Linked DNA regions of Homo sapiens: region 2 is linked to region 1. A link is a loop called in an ENCODE intact Hi-C map of the cell type or tissue named here. Cell type or tissue: heart left ventricle. All regions are shown on one strand. Each heading gives the region's core, and the rest is flanking DNA. Links, peaks and the distances in the headings are about the cores only.

The links. A loop is a pair of places that touch in the nucleus more often than their neighbours do. Peaks named below come from ENCODE experiments on the same cell type or tissue, not always from the same donor. Only the 100,000 strongest peaks of a DNase experiment are listed, where the experiment ranks them.
Region 2: a loop joins it to region 1, with 2.2 times the contacts of the local background. A loop is called at or near these places in 27 of 110 quality-filtered maps.

What each region holds. Positions count from the first base shown.
Region 1 is chr19:15,249,786-15,254,785 of GRCh38, reverse strand. It overlaps BRD4 (bromodomain containing 4), which reads left to right. Exons shown (of 20, transcript NM_001379291.1): 11 at 524-634. Among named protein-coding and RNA genes, the nearest start is that of EPHX3, 20 kb to the right of the region's middle. RefSeq lists an enhancer at 3,371-4,242. In heart left ventricle, for the core only: CTCF peaks have their summits at 2,139 (motif pointing right), 2,968, 4,427 and 4,636; DNase peaks (open chromatin) are centred at 970, 2,885, 3,625 and 4,645; H3K4me3 peaks cover 1,949 bases; H3K27ac peaks cover 3,928 bases.
Region 2 is chr19:15,109,190-15,120,730 of GRCh38, reverse strand. It overlaps SYDE1 (synapse defective Rho GTPase activating protein 1), which reads right to left. Exons shown (of 8, transcript NM_033025.6): 2 at 11,334-11,541; 3 at 10,383-11,027; 4 at 9,996-10,210; 5 at 9,292-9,418; 6 at 8,939-9,099; 7 at 8,160-8,385; 8 at 5,757-7,171. The coding sequence ends at 6,768. HACL2 (2-hydroxyacyl-CoA lyase 2) reads left to right here. Exons shown (of 16, transcript NM_006844.5): 7 at 650-749; 8 at 1,216-1,313; 9 at 1,429-1,565; 10 at 2,716-2,850; 11 at 4,209-4,323; 12 at 4,410-4,579; 13 at 4,660-4,730; 14 at 4,810-4,881; 15 at 5,060-5,165; 16 at 5,301-5,744. The coding sequence ends at 5,479. Among named protein-coding and RNA genes, the nearest start is that of SYDE1, 7.6 kb to the right of the region's middle. RefSeq lists enhancers at 7,766-8,291, 8,292-8,819, 11,094-11,541. In heart left ventricle, for the core only: no CTCF peak of the experiment used is centred there; DNase peaks (open chromatin) are centred at 5,490 and 6,940; H3K27ac peaks cover 1,890 bases.

The DNA of each region.
Region 1 (5,000 bases), core at 1-5,000:
ACACAGTCTTTGTCCCCAGCCCTGACTAGCTCCTGGGGTCCTTGGGCCCCTACCTGGGGCACACCACATGATGATTCCAGCGTGCGTCTGAACAGCTGTGCTGAGAGACCCCCGGGGGTCTCTCCCTGCCTTGCGTTACCTTTTGGCAGCATGTTCCTTTTGGATCTTCTTCTTCCCCTGCTAGAAGAGTAACTGGGAGAATCCAAGCCTTATGCCCAGCGGTACCTTGTGTTAGGAAATTATCCTTCTGCCTGGTCTCTTGAATCCTTGATAAACCCCCCAAAGGAGACTTTTTGAGAGATTGAAGGAACCTTGAAATTCCATTGTAAGCAGTCTACCCATGGGAACTGTGGGACCACGTGGGTTCTGGGAGTGGCAGCTGGCAGTTGGGAGCAGCCCCTGGGCCCACCGTGCACAGGCTCCTCACTGGTCCTTCCTCCAGATGGATGGGGTGTGCCCATGGCTTAGAGCGGCTTCCTGGGCCACAGCCCTGCCTGACCAGCTCCCATTGCTTGGATTGCAGCTGAGAAAGTTGATGTGATTGCCGGCTCCTCCAAGATGAAGGGCTTCTCGTCCTCAGAGTCGGAGAGCTCCAGTGAGTCCAGCTCCTCTGACAGCGAAGACTCCGAAACAGGTTAGGTGACTTGTGTTCTACGTGTCTTACCAAACTCTTCCCACCTGTGCCTGGCACTAGCTCGGTCCTGTGTCCAGGATGCTAGAGCCCAGAGACGGCACTCCCAGAACTTGCTGGGTTCCTCTGTCTGTCTGTCTCTTTGTTAACTGTCTCCCTGGGGCCATGAATAGCCCTGCACTCTGTGCAGTAGTGTCCATTCTCTCGGCCTGGCCGTTATGCTCTCCCTGCCAGGGTCTGGTCATGGAGGATGAATGGCCAAGGGCGTTGACACTGCGGAGCCCTGGATGGTGGGCGGGGAAGCTGGGCCATGAGGACTGTGGGCGTGGGGGTCCAGGCTGTGCTGTTGACCTTGATGTGACCACACCCAGCTTTCTGCACCAGTGGAGACTTCGTGTCCCCAGGGCCTTCCCCGTATCACAGTCACGTGCAGTGCGGCCGCTTCAGGGAGATGCTTCGCTGGTTTCTGGTGGATGTGGAGCAGACTGCAGCTGGCCAGCCGCATCGCCAGTCTGCTGCTGGCCCTGCCATCACCTGGGCCCCAGCCATTGCCTACCCCTCCCCAGAGTGTGCTCGTTGCTGTGTTGGCTGCTCCTGAATCTGCCCTAACTCCACACGCACCTGGACTTGCGTGTCCCTCCTGCAGTTCTAACTAACAGTCCCTTCTTTTCAAGCCCCGTGGGTCTGCACGTTGGACCCTGGGTTCCCCATTAGAGCCCACCTTCTGAGCAGCAGCCTCAGTGGGAGGTGGAGGCAGGTAGTGATGCTGGGTGCCAGGTGGGAGTGGAGAGGGGACTGCTCTCCTCCAAGTGTGCACTTTCCTCATTATTCTCAGGGGCGCAGATGCTCAGGCTGGCGCAGGGGAGAGGCTAGGGAGGGAGCCATGGTGCCCAGAAGGCCTGGCGACCAGCCCCTGCTGAGAGATGGAGCTAACATCCTGTGTTTACGGCCAACGGGGTTGCCGCTAGGCTGGTGCAGCTGTCAGTGAGCTGGCGTGCTGCAGACCACCTGAGAGCTGGCCCTAGGGTCTCAGGCAGACTGGGGAGTGGGGATCCACAGTGGGAAACCTGTGTTTTGGCAGTAGACTCCTGCATGTTCTCCCACGGGCCTGTCCCATCCCTGGGATTTTATTCTAACTAGAAATAAATGCTAACCCTCAATAATCAGTGCATGTAAATAACTTGATCGTGCCAAGGAAGATTGAGGACCCTTCACGGCAGCTGGGGAGAGCCATGTTGCTCTGAGGTGTGTGTGCACAGATGGGGTGGGGGTAGGTGGCACCTCGGGCCTTGTCAGTATTCCTCTTCCCTTGGACAGCCTGGTGCCCTCTGCTTCCCAGGTGAGTGAGGAGACTTGCCTTGAAGTGGGCTGAAGGACCCTCCAGGACTCCAGATGCCCACATTCTCTACCACAACTGCATGCAGAATGCCGTGGGCAGCTCACTGGCCTCCTGGCCTTCCCTGTCGCCATCCTTCACCCTTTCATCTCTAACCGTTACTCTCCCCACACTGCTTTTGTAATCCATCAGCCAGCAGGAGGCACTGCACCCCATGGCTGCCCAGGAAGGGCTGGCTTTGCCACCCGAAGCTAGGGCCCCCACTCGCAGCAGAGTGACTGGGGTGAATGGCTGTATTCTTGGATCCAATTAGCATTCCTGGTGGCCGCTGACTTTTCACTTTCCATGCCAGCCAAGCCTCCAGCTTGCCTTCCTCTGGGTTTTTGCACCTCCTGTTTTCTAGTTGACTTCTCCTACCAGGGGTTTTGTAGTCTTCTCATCTGAGGATCTGAGTGACCAAGTGGAAACCCCAGATGCTGAAATTGTCAGGGGACCTGATTAACTAAAATGACATGACGTGGTCGTGGCAGTGTGCTGCTTTAGCCCTCACAAGACAAGACACCTTAGAGGGCTGTGGCCATCACATCCTGATTTCCAGTGTGTGATCATGGCCTTTGCCCTTGGCCTCTGCGTCCCTCTTCTGGGCTCCTCTGCTTTGGGAGAGGAGTGGGAATGCTCCTGGTTTCCTGAACGAGTGCCCCACACCCCTCCTGCCGCTGCCGAGATTTTATTATTTTTTCACTCCCCCACTTTAAAAAAAAGTGGAAAGATTGTGCAACAAGTAATCTGAGAGTCCTGGGAACAGCTGTCCTGGCGGGAAGGAGGGCGAGATTTACAGTCTCAGAGCCGCTGGCTCCCAGGCTCCCAGGCTCTGGCGGTCCAGCCCTGGCCGCTCATGCAGCTATCTGGGCTCTGGCCTTCCCCTCTTCCCAGGCGCCCTCCCCACCTTGGGTTTTGCCTGGCTCCCTTTTGTCTTCCCAATCCTGGCCAGCAGGGGCTTTCCTTTGCCTTCTGTGTGCACTGAGTGAGCTCTGTCGTGGGCCGGCAGGGTGCTTCTCCTCTCAGGAGGGGCCGCTGCGAGGGTTTCGTACGGCAGATCCCGAAATGGGAACCCACACCCTGGCACCAGTAAATACAGCCTTCTGCTGCCCTGTCCCGCACAGGACTCTGCACTCTCAGGGCGGGGGGCAGAGGGGGCGTAGCTCCTTCAGCAGCTGCTCTCCTGGGTCCAGGAATCCCGGCAGCCCTGATGTCCATGGCCCGTTACAGGCAGCTCTGCCTTAACGGGAGTGGGTCAGGGTGGGGGAACATTATTTCCCTTTGGTCTTTTGGTGCCTAGTTGATTTGCAGGCCCGCGCCCCCGCCCCCCCCCCCCCCCCCGTTCTTGTGTTTCCATTTGGATTGGAGCCGAAATTCCTGAAAGGGCCTATTTTTGTCACTTATACTACGGGGTTAGTTCCGCTGACAACGGCCCTGAGACATGAATCACCAGAAGAAAACGAATGGAGTCACTAGATTGAGGCTGGGGGGTGTGATACATGAACACCCCTCTTGGTAGCTATCCATAGACCGGGATGCTGTGGACTGATGCAGGCGTGGGGTGGTCCTCTGGGGCCAGGCTCTAGTTCAGGGAGCAACGGAACACAGGCAGGAGGAGGATGGCGGGGGTGGGTGCTGCTTTCCCAGCTGTGTCCCAGGCCACCATGTATTCCCCACCCTCTGCCCCAGCAGCATGCAGTGCAGTGGGCCAGCCCTACCACTTCCTCTGATTCCAGCTATTGCTTGGGCTGTGGTCTTCCATTGAGCTGTGATTCCAGCTAAAGCCTGGAGCTGCTTGAGGATTCTGTATTGAGACAGGCAGGGGTAGGGCACAAATGCCACTCTCCCACCACCCCTAGGGCATCTGCAGACCTGGGTGGAGCAGGCTGGAGGAAGACACTGTCCCAGGTGGGCTGTGGACAGTACTGTGGCTTTGCTGTCATTAGCACTGGGGTTAGGTCTGCCAAGCACATGGGGCAGGGCATGTCCTAGGAATCTTCTAGCTTTCACTTGTCACATAGCTGACATCTGGTTCTTCCCAAGTGTCATGCACAGGTCTTTGTGAGCAGAAGTGTCCCCACAGCTTATGTCCCTCTTAGGAATACCCGTTTAACCTCAGCTACCTGGGCTGGGACAGGGTCTCAGGGAGGTGTGAGAGATCCTCCTGGGCTTTGGTCTGGTCGTCTAGTTGGAACGGGAGCGCAGTCCAGCTATTTTAGTTTCCTGGCTTCCTTTTCCCAGGATTGGAGCATGTGGGTGTTTCTTAATAGCTCCAGGGGAAAAAGGAATGCTTGATGTTTTGGAAAGATTTGAGCTGGGAAGTGCAGACAGAGGCCATGGGGCGTTCTTACCACACAACCAGCCTCAGCTTCCTGACCCCCAGGGTCTTTGAGGGACTTAGTCCATCTCCAGGCCTGCTGCTTGCCTGCTCCAGAGTGTGGCGCTTACCTAGGGGAATGGTGAGGACCCTGGAGGTGGGGGAGTAGGAAGAGACTTGAAGATAGGGCAGTAGCCTTTCTGTCTGCACAGCCAGGTGACTCCCCCCACAAACAGCCAGCATTTGCAGCTGGAGGGATTCTGGGGCTTCATGGGCGGGTGAGGGCGAGCCTTGTGGAATGTGGCCCAGAGTGAGAGGCCGCCAGTGGGCGGGTTTTTCCCATGCCCGCACTCAGGGGCCAGGGAGTAGCACGTCGGTTGCATCCGTGACTCCAGCAGAGGCATCCGCTCTGCTACGTGGGTGGGAACAAGCCCAGTGCCCCTCCCTGGTCCAGGGAGCCATGTTGGATACCCCAAAAAAGGAAAGAAAGGACAAGACTTTATTCCTTAGCCTGTTTCTTTTTCTTTTTTTTCTCCTCCTCAACAGTGTATATAATAGGTTCTGCTTTTTAGAGTTTGAGCTTTTTGTTTGGGGGATCTGGAGGAATGCAGAGATGAGGCTGTTTGCTCTTTCCCCTCCACTGGGGGTCCTGCATTCTGGTACCTCCTTTCTTGTAG
Region 2 (11,541 bases), core at 2,983-7,982, 140 kb after region 1:
CTGACTCTGAGCTCCGACTGTTTCCTGCCAATGCCCATGTGTCTGTCTTTCGCTGGATAGAGCGCCCCCTGAGGGGAGGGCTGGGCAGGATCTATCTTTGTGTCTCCAGGGCCCTGCACAGGTCCTTCAGGAAAGTTGGGGCCCTGGGGCCCAGTGAGCAAGGAGACCGAGAAGACCCTGTTTGAAGCAGGAGAGGACAGTGTTCAGAACTCCCATGCAAAGCGCCTCATGTCCTAAGTGGACAGATCCTTGAACCTGGGGAGGGAGGTTCATATTTACATTGACAGAGGTGGAAGCTCAGAAGGGTGAAGTCACTTGCCCTAAGTTGCACAGCTAGGAAGTGACAGAGCCAGGACTTGAGCTCACATCTGTTGGACCCACAGGCTTAATCCTGGCATGCTGAGCCTGCGTTCCTTGCTTCTGGGGGGCTACGTGGAGTTGGGGTGGACCCCAGAGGCTACCGAGGGCAAACAGGCAGTTGAAGACCTGGCCACTAGGGTTCGTCTGTCCCTGAGGTGTCACTCATCCACCCTGTCCCCATGCCACTTTGCTCCTGGCTTTTCTCCCGGCCCCTTTCCTTGCTCAGATCCTGGAATCCTTGTAGTTAGTTAATTCTGGCAACTTGGTTTCTTCCCCCTCCCTTTTGCAGGTATTTAGAGAATTACCTGGCCAACCTCTTTGCAGGAGCCTGGGAGCCTCAGCCCGAGGGACCGCTGCCCCTGGACATCCCCCAGGCTTCCCCGCAGCAGGTGAATTGCCTCTCTTTTGTGTCTGAGGACCCTACCCTCTCCCTGAGGGGAGAGGGCCCCCTGACCCTCTCCCTGAGTCAGTACTGGGGCCTTAATCTTGGGTGCTCATGGCGACTCAAGGGCGGCCCTTTGGCTGGACGCGGTGGCTCACAGCAGCAATCCCAACACTTAGGGAGGCCGAGGCAGGCGGATCACTTGAGGCCAGGAGTTCAAGACTAGCCTGGCCAACATGGTGAAACCCTGTCTCTACTGAAAATACAAAAGTTAGCCAGGCATGGTGGCACGCGCCTGTAATCCCAGCTACTCTGGAGGCTGAGGCGGGAGAATCGTTTGAACCTGGGAGGTGGAGGCTGCAGTGAGCTGAGATCATGCCATTACACTCTATCCTGGGCAACAGAGTGAAACTGTGTCTCAAAAAAATAAATAAATAAAAAGACAGCCCTTTGATCCCCACCTCTCGCTCCAGGTTCAGCGCTGTGTGGAGATCCTGAGCCGGGCCAAGAGGCCTCTGATGGTGCTGGGGAGTCAGGCCCTGCTCACCCCAACGTCTGCCGACAAGCTTCGGTGAGAAGCGCCAGCCCTGCCCTTGTTTTCACGTTCCCAGTCCCCAGTCCTCGGGTGCTCTTGGGGAGGCGGGAGGCCCCGGCCACACTGACCTCTGCTCTGCCTGGACTCCCAGGGCTGCCGTGGAGACCTTGGGTGTTCCCTGCTTCCTTGGAGGGATGGCACGGGGGCTGTTAGGCCGCAACCACCCCCTCCACATCCGGGAGAACCGCAGTGCGGCCCTGAAGAAGGCGGATGTCATTGTCCTAGCAGGTGGGCCTGAGCCTCTTCCTTTCCCTCCTTCCCCCAGGAACCCCCTCACCCTGTTACCCAGCTTCACACGAAGGAGGAGGAAGGTCTAGTGGGCACCTATTGTACTTGATACACATTTTCACATAAAGCGCTTTGAACCCAACCAGACGCATAATAGGTGTATCAGATAGCTACTGCCCTGTAACAACCATCCCCAAACTCAATGGCTAAAAATGCATTTCTGATTTCTCAAGATCCACCTATAAGGTAGGTGGTAGCTGTGGTTTTGGCTGGGCTCATTCATGAGTCTGCACTTGGGTTAGGCAGGAAGGCAGCTGTGCTGATCCAGGCTGGGCTTGCTCACCTGTATGGGGATTGGCTGGCCCTGCAGCTCGTCTGGGATGGCCTCAGCTGGGGTCATAGAGTTCTTCACCCCTGTCTCCATGGCCCCCTTGTTTCTCATCCTCCAGTAGGCTAGCCTGGGCTGGCCGACTTGGTGAAGGATGAGAAAACTATGGGGCTAGGAGAGTGCGGTTATTCAAGAGAGTGAGTGGAGGCTGTGTGGCTTCTTGAAGTAGAGTCTGCAGGAATGGGGGGTGGGGGTCCTGAATCATCTGGAGGTGTCTTCACTCAGAGGTCTTGCAATTGACGCCAGCTGTTGGAGGGGCTGTGGACTAGGGCAACTACACAGGTCTCTATGTGTGGCTCCGGTTTCCTCCCAGCATGATGGCCTCAGGGTAGTCAGACTTCTTAGACAGAGAGCACATTCCTTGGCCCCACCCAGGCCTCTAAAAGTGAACAAGGAAGAAACTGCATATCTTCCTTGTTGGGTGTCATGGTGTGTCACTTTCAAGGAAAGGGGACCTAGGCTGCACCTCTCTCCATGGGAGGCATGTCAAGGTGACCTTGTACAAATGGATGTAGGGTGGGAGATATTATGGCCATCTGGGAAAATATAACCTGCCTCTGCCCTATCCTGTTGGCCAAAGCATGTCATGAGGCCAGTCCCGATTCAGGGGGTGTGGGGAGCTGCAAGGTCACTGTAGGTGGCACAGGTGCAGGGAGACTCGGTGAGGAACAGGGACTCATTTGCATCCAGTCCACCACAGTGGATCAAGTAAGGTAGACGACATGGGGCCTCTGCCTACTGCATTCCTGTCCCCCACACCAGGAACTGTGTGTGACTTCCGCCTATCCTATGGCCGTGTCCTCAGCCACAGCAGCAAGATCATCATCGTCAATCGTAATCGGGAAGAGATGTTGCTCAACTCAGACATCTTCTGGAAGCCCCAGGAGGCTGTGCAGGGTGAGCCCCTTAATCCCCCCGTACACATATGTGCTCCTCCCAGTCCCTCTCCTCCTGGTTTCTGCTGCAGCTGGCTTGAGCCTGGTACAGTGATTGAGGCCCAGACCTTGCCCTAGGGGTAGCCAGTCAACCAGAGACAAATAGTTGGCTCTCAAACTGATGAATGCTTCTTTCTTTAAATTTTTTTTATTTTTATTTTTTAGAGACGAGGTCTCGCTCTGTCACCCAGGCTGGAATGCAGTAGTGCAATCACAGCTCACTGCACCCTCAAACTCCCAGGCTCAAAAGCAATCCTCCCACCTCAGCCTCCTGAGTAGCTGGGACTACAAGTATGCACCACCATGCCAGGCTAATTTGTTAATTTTTTTTTGTGGAATCAGCATCTCACTGTGTTGCCCAGGTTGGCGTGGAACTCCTGGCCTCAAGTGATCCTCCTGCCTCGGCCTCTCAAAAGTGCTGGGATTACAGACCAGAGCTACTGCGCCCGGCCTGATAGATGCTTCTGTAGGAACAAATGGTGGGGTGGACACAGAGGGAGGCTTGAAAACGTGCATGTGATCACGTTCCCTCCCACACTGCCCACTGCCCTCAGGACAGAGAGCACACTCGTTGGCCCCTTAGCCTGTCTTCCTGCCGTATCTCTCCCCTCCCCTTATTTTAGTCCCCTTGGACTTGAACTTGGTTCATCATTCTGAGGATGTTGACTCCCCTGCAGCCTAGGCGACAGGACACTCTTGTATTAAGCAGAGAAGTAGCACCGTTGCATCTGTGTTGGGAAGGTCCACTCAGCAGCCATGGACGGCAGGCCGGAAGGGGGCTGGGTGGAGGCCAGGGGGGCTGCTCAAAATGGCCAGGACAGAAGCGAGGAGGCCTGAACTGGAGATGAACAGCGGCAGAGCCTCACCTTCTCAGAGCCTCCATTTGATCATTTGAAAAATGGGGTGGTGAAAGATACATCACGGGGCTGTTTGTTAGTTCACTTCAGTAACGTTCGCTGTGCGCTTCCACGTGCCTGGATTTGAGAGATGTGCTTGGTGGATGTAGCTCTTTTCATTGAGTGTTTCCCAGGCAGAAGGAGGTGGAGGGAGGGGACGAGGCCAGCTTGGGTTTGTCACCTGCCTTGTGCTCCTTAACCCTTGTTTCTTGGGCCTTGTCTTCCCTTTTCACCTGGGCTGCCCTCCCCTGGTTCTGGCAGGTTCTGGGGTGTTTCACCTGTTTTTTTTCTAGGAGCACCCCTGGCCTGCTTCCCGTCTGCCTGCTCGGATGCTGCTGCTGGCTTCCTGCTGTTTTGAGGCCTCTGATGCTGGAAGAACAGGAGGAAGCCAGCTCCCCACAGCTGTGTCCTCTTCCTTCCCCAGGAGATGTGGGTTCCTTCGTGCTGAAGTTAGTGGAGGGCCTTCAGGGCCAGACCTGGGCCCCAGACTGGGTGGAGGAGCTGCGGGAAGCCGACCGGCAGAAGGAGCAGACCTTTCGGTGGGGCCTGGGTGGAGTGGATGTGGGAAGGGGGTTCCCGGCAGACCCTGCTGCCAACCCTGGTGACCTTCGCTGTCCTGTCGCAGGGAGAAGGCAGCGATGCCTGTGGCCCAGCACCTGAACCCAGTGCAGGTGCTGCAGCTGGTGGAGGAAACGCTACCTGACAACTCAATTCTGGTGGTGGATGGCGGGGACTTCGTGGGCACTGCTGCCCATCTGGTACAGCCCCGCGGCCCCCTGCGCTGGCTCGATCCTGGTAAGGAAGGGCCCCCGCCTGGGGCAGTGGGCACCATCCATCAGGACGCCTTCACACCCACCTGCTCTTGGTCCTCTTAGGGGCCTTTGGGACTCTGGGAGTTGGTGCAGGATTTGCACTTGGGGCCAAGCTGTGCCGGCCAGATGCTGAGGTGAGGCACTGGAGTTGGGAGACTTGCTGCTCTCTAGGTCCTGATCCACCCTAACCATCCTGGGTCCCCTCCCGACTAGGTCTGGTGCCTGTTTGGGGACGGAGCTTTTGGCTACAGCCTCATCGAATTTGATACATTCGTCAGACACAAGGTGACTGGGCTGGCCTGAGGGAAGCTTAGGGCCTGGGGTTCTGGGAGATGTCACCAGGGGTGGGCTGAGGTGGGGAGGGAGCCTCCTCTCTGGCAGAGGCCCTATCCCTGTCTCTGTCCTCTGGCTGGCCAAGCCATGGGGCTGAAGGCTGCGGCCTGCCTTCATCATCTTCCTGTAGATCCCAGTGATGGCCTTGGTAGGGAATGATGCTGGCTGGACACAGATTTCTCGGGAGCAGGTGCCCTCTCTGGGCAGCAACGTGGCCTGTGGCCTGGCCTACACTGGTGAGGGGGCCTCAGCGAGGTTGGGAGGACAGGAGGCTGTTTCAGTCCCAGCTGGGCTTGTGTTCCTCTCCTGGGCTGGCTGCATGTGCGGTGGGCTGAGTCCTTGCCACTATCCGACTTAATCTCTTCTTTTAGATTATCACAAGGCAGCCATGGGTCTGGGGGCCCGGGGCTTGCTGCTCTCACGGGAGAACGAGGATCAGGTGGTCAAGGTGCTGCACGATGCCCAGCAGCAGTGCCGAGACGGCCACCCGGTTGTGGTCAACATCCTCATTGGGAGGACGGACTTCCGCGATGGCTCCATTGCTGTATAGGGCCTTGTGGGTCAGGACGCTTGGCTGCCTTCCTGCCCCTGGACTGTGTCCAGCTGGTTTGGAGTCTCATCATTGCTTGCCCTGGGCCTATCCCATGAGGCCCAGTGACTCCACAACCTCCCTGAGGAGGGGATGGAGGGGTCAAATCTCAGAGAGGCTCTCTTGTGAGCTCTTGGACCCTCCTCTTCACGGACCCAACTGTGCCGTTTGTCCCCTCTCTTATGGAGACTGAATAAACCACCTCTGGCCCATGTAGGCCCAAGTACTCAGTCTCAGAACCTGTGCATATTTATTTATTATCCACAAAGATGGAGGTGCGGAAAAGAAGAGGGAGACAGGAGGGAACCGTACTCTCCCACTGGAACTCTGGGGCCCACTGAGGCACCATTATTGGGGATTTCAGGGTGGCTGGGCACTGCAAACTGCTCCCTCCTCTGTGGTCCCTGAAAGAGCCCCACACGCCTGCTTCAGACGTGTCCACGCACACCAGTCCTCACAGACACACACACACATGCATGGAGGCAATAAATATGTTCCGTACCAGACTGCCCCCAGCCTGACGCTTCAGGGGGCCCCCTCCAAAAGGGAGGGGTTTAAGTGCTCAATTTTTTTCGGGGGGGGGGGCAAGGGGGGGGCAAGGAGATGGGGATTGGAAAGGCCAGACTCTGTTATCTCCATTTGCTGACTAGAGGCCAATCGTGGGGACTTCCCCGGAAAAGGGTAGGGGAAACCAGCTGTTTCTCTATAAGCCCCAGGCTACCCCTGTGTCCATGCTGGAACCCAGGATAGGGGCTGCCCCCCACAAACAGTGCCTCATGCTAGTCTTTGTGTCGTCCAAGGGAGGGAGAAACAGTGCAGTGCTCAAAGCTAATACTGATTTGGTTGGCAGCAGCAAGAGGGCCGACTAGAGGTGACTCACCACACCAGGGTGATGCTCACAGTAACTGGTGTTGCCCCGGCCAAGGGGAGGCAAGAGAGGCCAGCCTAGCAAGCGCGAGAACTACCTTTTTGGCAACAAAAGGGGAAGCCCTTGGTGCTCAGGAAAGATGGTCACAACCGCTGGTCCCTAAAATCCCCAGGCCCCAGACTTGGCAACTAGTGTCCAAATACCGGGCCCTGGAAACTGGGAATGAGTCTCAGCCATACACGCGACTGGTCCCGTGGTAACTCGCTGGCAACCAGGAGCTCGGCCTGAGCAACAGGTCTGGCTCTCCTTGGTCACCAGGGCACCGCCTTAGCCACTGGGCGCCCGGTCCTTACTAACCGGGGTCCCACCCCGTCATCTGGCTCAGAGGCACACGTTGATTTGCTTGGAGAGCTCTCTCTCCAGATCCAGGATGAGGGCGTCGAAGTCTTTGAGATTCAGGTGCGGGTTGAAGGGCGCATCGAAGTCGTCTTCGAAGTCACCGGTGACCCTCGGCTCGCCGACCTCCTCGTCCTCGTCCTCGCTGTCACTGCCCGTCACGTGGTCGTAGTCTGGCCCGGACAGGAAATCCCGCCCACAGGGCAGGAAGTCCCGCCCGCAAACGCTCCAGTCGCCGGCGTAGCGGTTGCTCGGGGGGCTTTCGGGGCCTCCTCGACCGCGGGGCCGAGTCACCACTTCGGGGTCTGCCAGCGGCAGGTGCAGAGGTGGCTGTCGTTTGGGTCGCAAGTAAGGCGCGACATCTGGAGATTGTCGGGGCAGGCGGGGATCTGAAGGGAGACAGGGTAGGTCATAGAAAGAGGCGACAGCCGACCTCTGATTGGCTGCTTAGGGAACTAGGCTCCTGATTGGCCTGTGGAAAGCGGCCTTCGACCCTTTCAGGTTTTCACTGGCAGAGCTAGGACTGGTTGCTTACGCAACTAGGCCTCTGATTGGCATGTCAAGAGGCAGGGCCTCTGACTGCATCAAAGATGGGTAGGGGCAGGTCTGTGGATCATGCCTGGATCATGCCTGTAATCCCAGCACTTTGGGAGGCCTGAGGCAGGCGGATCACTTGAGGTCAGGAGTTCAAGACCAGCCTGGCCAACACCGTGAAGCCCCATCTCCACTAAAAATACAAAAATTAGCTAGGATTGGTAGTGCATGCCTGTAATCCCAGCACTTTGAGAGGCCTGAAATGGGTGGATCACTTGAGGTCAGGAGTTCAAGACCAGCCTGGCCAACACAGTGAAACCCTGCTCTACTTAAAATATAAAAATTAGCCAGGACTGGTGGTGCGTGCCTATAATCCCAGCTACTCGGGAGGCTGAGGTGGGAGAATCCCTTGAACCTGGGAGGCAGAGGTTGCAGTGAGCTGAGATCATGCCACCACACCCCAGCCTGGGCTAGAGAGCAAGACTCCATCTCAAAAAAAATAAAAAATAAAAATAAAAAGATGAATCAGCTCTGTGGGGCAAGGTGATTTGGTTTATAATCCCAGTACTTTGGGAGGCTGAGGCGGAAGGATGGCTTGAGATCATGCGTTTGAGACCAGCTTGGGCAATATAGAGAAACCCTGTCTTTACAAAAAAATGAAAATAAAAAAAGACAAAACAGACAGATTGGTTGGATCTGAACTGGTTGCTGAGGCAACCAGGTACCAGTTTACTCCATGAGGGGGCGTAGCTTCAAGCCTAAGACACTGATTGGTCCCTTAAGGTGGCATCACTGTAGCAGCCTGGCTCAGATTGGTGGTGCAGGCCCTGGGCATGAACTCACCTGGCCAAGACTGCAGCAGGTAGTGCAGCACCTCGATGTGGTGCTTGAAGTCCACTGCACTGGCAAGGCCTGGGCCGGAGCTGCGGGCACGAGGCCTTGTGGGCGCCTGGCGTGCCGGCAGCAGCACAGGCCCGAAGCACACGGCCAAGTTCTGTGGGGTCATGCGGTTGTAGGCATGGAAGGAGGAGACGAGGCGCAGGTGGTCCAGGAGAAGCGTCAGCGTGGCCTGGGAGAGGGTTGAGAGGATGTAAGTCAGACAAAGTCAGGCCCCTGTGGCACCTACCTGCAAGAGACTAAGGTGGCTAGAGTAGGGAAGCAGGTTCACAGTCTCATAGCTGGGATGTGGTCGGGTTAAGACTATTAATCATTAGATGTTAGTATTATGAGCCTATTTTGTTGGAGGGAAGACTGAAGCCAAAGGCAACTAAGCATTGGAAAAGCAGAGCTGCCATGAATCTCATTTTACAGATGAAGATATTGAAGCACAGAGAGGGATGGGACTTGTCTAGGTTCCCTCAGCCAGGAACCTCCCTTGTAGGTTGAAAGATCAGCGTTCAGCCTGCATTTTTGACACATCCTGGCTGTGTGACCTTGGGCAACTGTCACCTGCTTTGGGCCTCAGTTTCCAAATCTATGAAGTGGGATGCTAATAGCACCTATTTCTTGGGGATATGATGATGCTGCCAGCTCATGCCCATCTCAGGCCCAGGCATGGGTGAAACATTCTATTGGTATCAGCCCACTCTCAAGTCCCATCACTCCCACCAGGCCCAACTCACCCTTTCCACATCTGGCAGGCAGCTGAGGAGCCCTCGGGTGCCCTCAGTGGTGGGGGGAACTCTGTTTGGGGGGTCCCGGGCCATGGCCTCCAGTACCACCTTATACAGGGGCTGGGTGATGAGTGGGGTGGGCAACTCTCGAAGATAATCCTTGAGGATGCCTGTGAACACAGGGTCCCCTCTGGTCAGGGCACCACTGGCTTCTAAGGCTAAGGAGGGCACAGCTAAGGGGGAAGAGGAGGTGGGTGAAAGCAAGGTCAGATAGGAGGACTGAGGTCCCAGAGGAGCCCCAAGGCCTTGAAGTGAGGCATTGAATGGGGGTGAGCAGGCAGGGGAGAGGGGGCCATGCTGACCAGTGATGACATTGATATCGGGGTACAGGTCCTCAGATAGGCAGACCGCTGCACTGTCCCGCTCAAAGGCATCCCGAAGCTCTTTCTTCACTGCCGCTGAGCCACAAAGACGGTACAGTCCCACTACCTGGGGGTGGGAAGAGAGAGTGAATGTCTTCTTGCCGGGGCCACAGACTAATCAGGGCCCAGTGGGGTGAGCACTGGAATTCTGGGCCAGGCAGCAATGGGCATTGTGGGCTGGGAGGTTGGAACTACCTTGACAACCTGGCCTTGTAAACCCTCTGCTTGGACTACTTGTCTTGGCTGCCATCTCCTTTGACTTAGGAAACTGACACTTCTTTGAGGAGGCTTTCCATGACTACCCCAGGTTTTGTTTTAAGCTCTCCCAGACCCTAGGTACACCCCACCCCAACTCCAGTCCCAGTTATAGTTTTACATTTGTGAATGACTAGAGTCGTATCTTTTCCCCCATCAGACTCTGAGCCCCAGGAGGGCTTGGATCCTGTTTTTAAATCAATGGATGACCCATGGGTTCTGCCCAGGGTGCTACAGTCAAGGGGGCGCCTTCTGCCCTTGTCTAGGTTGGGATTGGAGCTAGGAGTGGCTCAGGCCTGGGGGTAGGGGTCTGGCATCTGTACATAGGGTGTCCTGAAGAGTGGTCTGAGGTCTGGGGGCCAGAGGGTTGGGGTGGGGTGGGTGCTCACCCGCAGCCCTCGGCGCTCGATCTGCCCAACGCACTTCTGGATGATGAGGGGCACCTGGCCGGGGGGCCGCTCCCGCTCCACCAGCAGTGGCAGGGGCAGCCCAAAGACGCGGGGCTCAGCTGTGGCAGGGGCTTCCTGCTGCTCCGACAGGGTCAGCTTGGCATACAGCAGCCCCTGAGGCTCCAGGCGCACGGCCAGCTGTTGGGCCTGGCACCCTGAGGACACAAGGGGGCCTGAGCCGGGTGTGCTCTGAAGCTTCATGTACCCTGGCCTCGCTGCTCCAGGCCACACCTTCCGCCCGGAGCCCAGCCCCCTAGGCACTCTGCGGGGGGTGGCGGTGGGGTTTGGGGGTCCCTGCCCCTCCTCCCCTGCAGCCGCATGTCCTACCTCGGAAGACCGTGGGCAGCAGCACGGTGCCCTGGGCACAGGGCCGGTGCCTTCTCACGCCAGGGTCCCACGCAAGCACCAGGGCGCGCAGGAGCCTGGCGGCCTCCAGCTCCAGGTGGAAGGTGTGGTCCAGCCGCAGGAAGTCCGGCCCCCCTCGCAGTGGCCCTGTTCGGGCCCTGGCCTCCCCATCCACTTGCAGTAGGCAGCAGAGGTCCCTGGGGGTGGCCCCCGGCGCTGGCCGCAGCCCCCCGAGACCGTACAGGTGCAGGCTGAGGCGGCCCCAGAGTGCGGCCGGGGGTGCCCGGGCTGCGGGACCCACCTCGTAGGGCCGGAAGGAGGTGGGTGATGGGGGCCCAGCTGGGCGCTCCGGTGAGTCCCCGTCGCTGAGGTAACCGGCCCTCGGGCTCCGGGTGCCCCCAGGCCCTGCTGCCGGCCCGGGGCCCCCCACGCTGCTGTCCAGGTGGTAGCGGCTGATGACGGAGCCCGCAGGGGCAGCCCTCTCGCGCTCCCTGCCAGCCCGGGGGCCTCGCAGGCTCAGGCGGCGCCGCAGTTCCGGCAGCTTCTTCATCTTTATGGAGAGGCGCCTGGCGGGGCCCGGGGACTTGGTGCGGGAGGCTTTGGTTGGGGGGCTGGCGGGGGCTGCACCTGTGTGGAGAGCAGACTTCAGGGTCCAGGAACCTGGGCTTAGGGGAGGGGGGTGAGGCTGGTGCTCCCCTGAAGGGAAGGAGTGTGAGGCTGGTGTTCCCCTGGCGGGGAGGAGGGTGTGAGGCTGATGCTCCTCTGGGAGCATCTGACGGGGTGGGGATGTGAGGCTGGTGCTCCCCTGAAGGGAAGGAGTGTGAGGTTGGTGCTCCTCTGGGAGGAGGGAGTGTGAGGCTGGTGCTACCCTGAAGGGAAGGGATGTGGAGCTGGTGCTCACCTTGGGGAAGGGGATGGGAAGCTTGTTCTTACCTTGGGGGGCCAGGCCCTCTGACTCAGCTGAGCCAGGCTGTGGCCCCGGGGGCTCAGGTGCTGGAGGTCTGGGGTCTTCCTCAGGGATGGGGTTGTACCAGATCTCGCCGGCGGGCTCCCCAGTGCCAGGTACCCCAGGCCCTAAAGAGGTGTCCTCAGCTGGCTTGGCCCCACCCAGCACCCATCGGCGGCTACTGGGCTCCAGGCT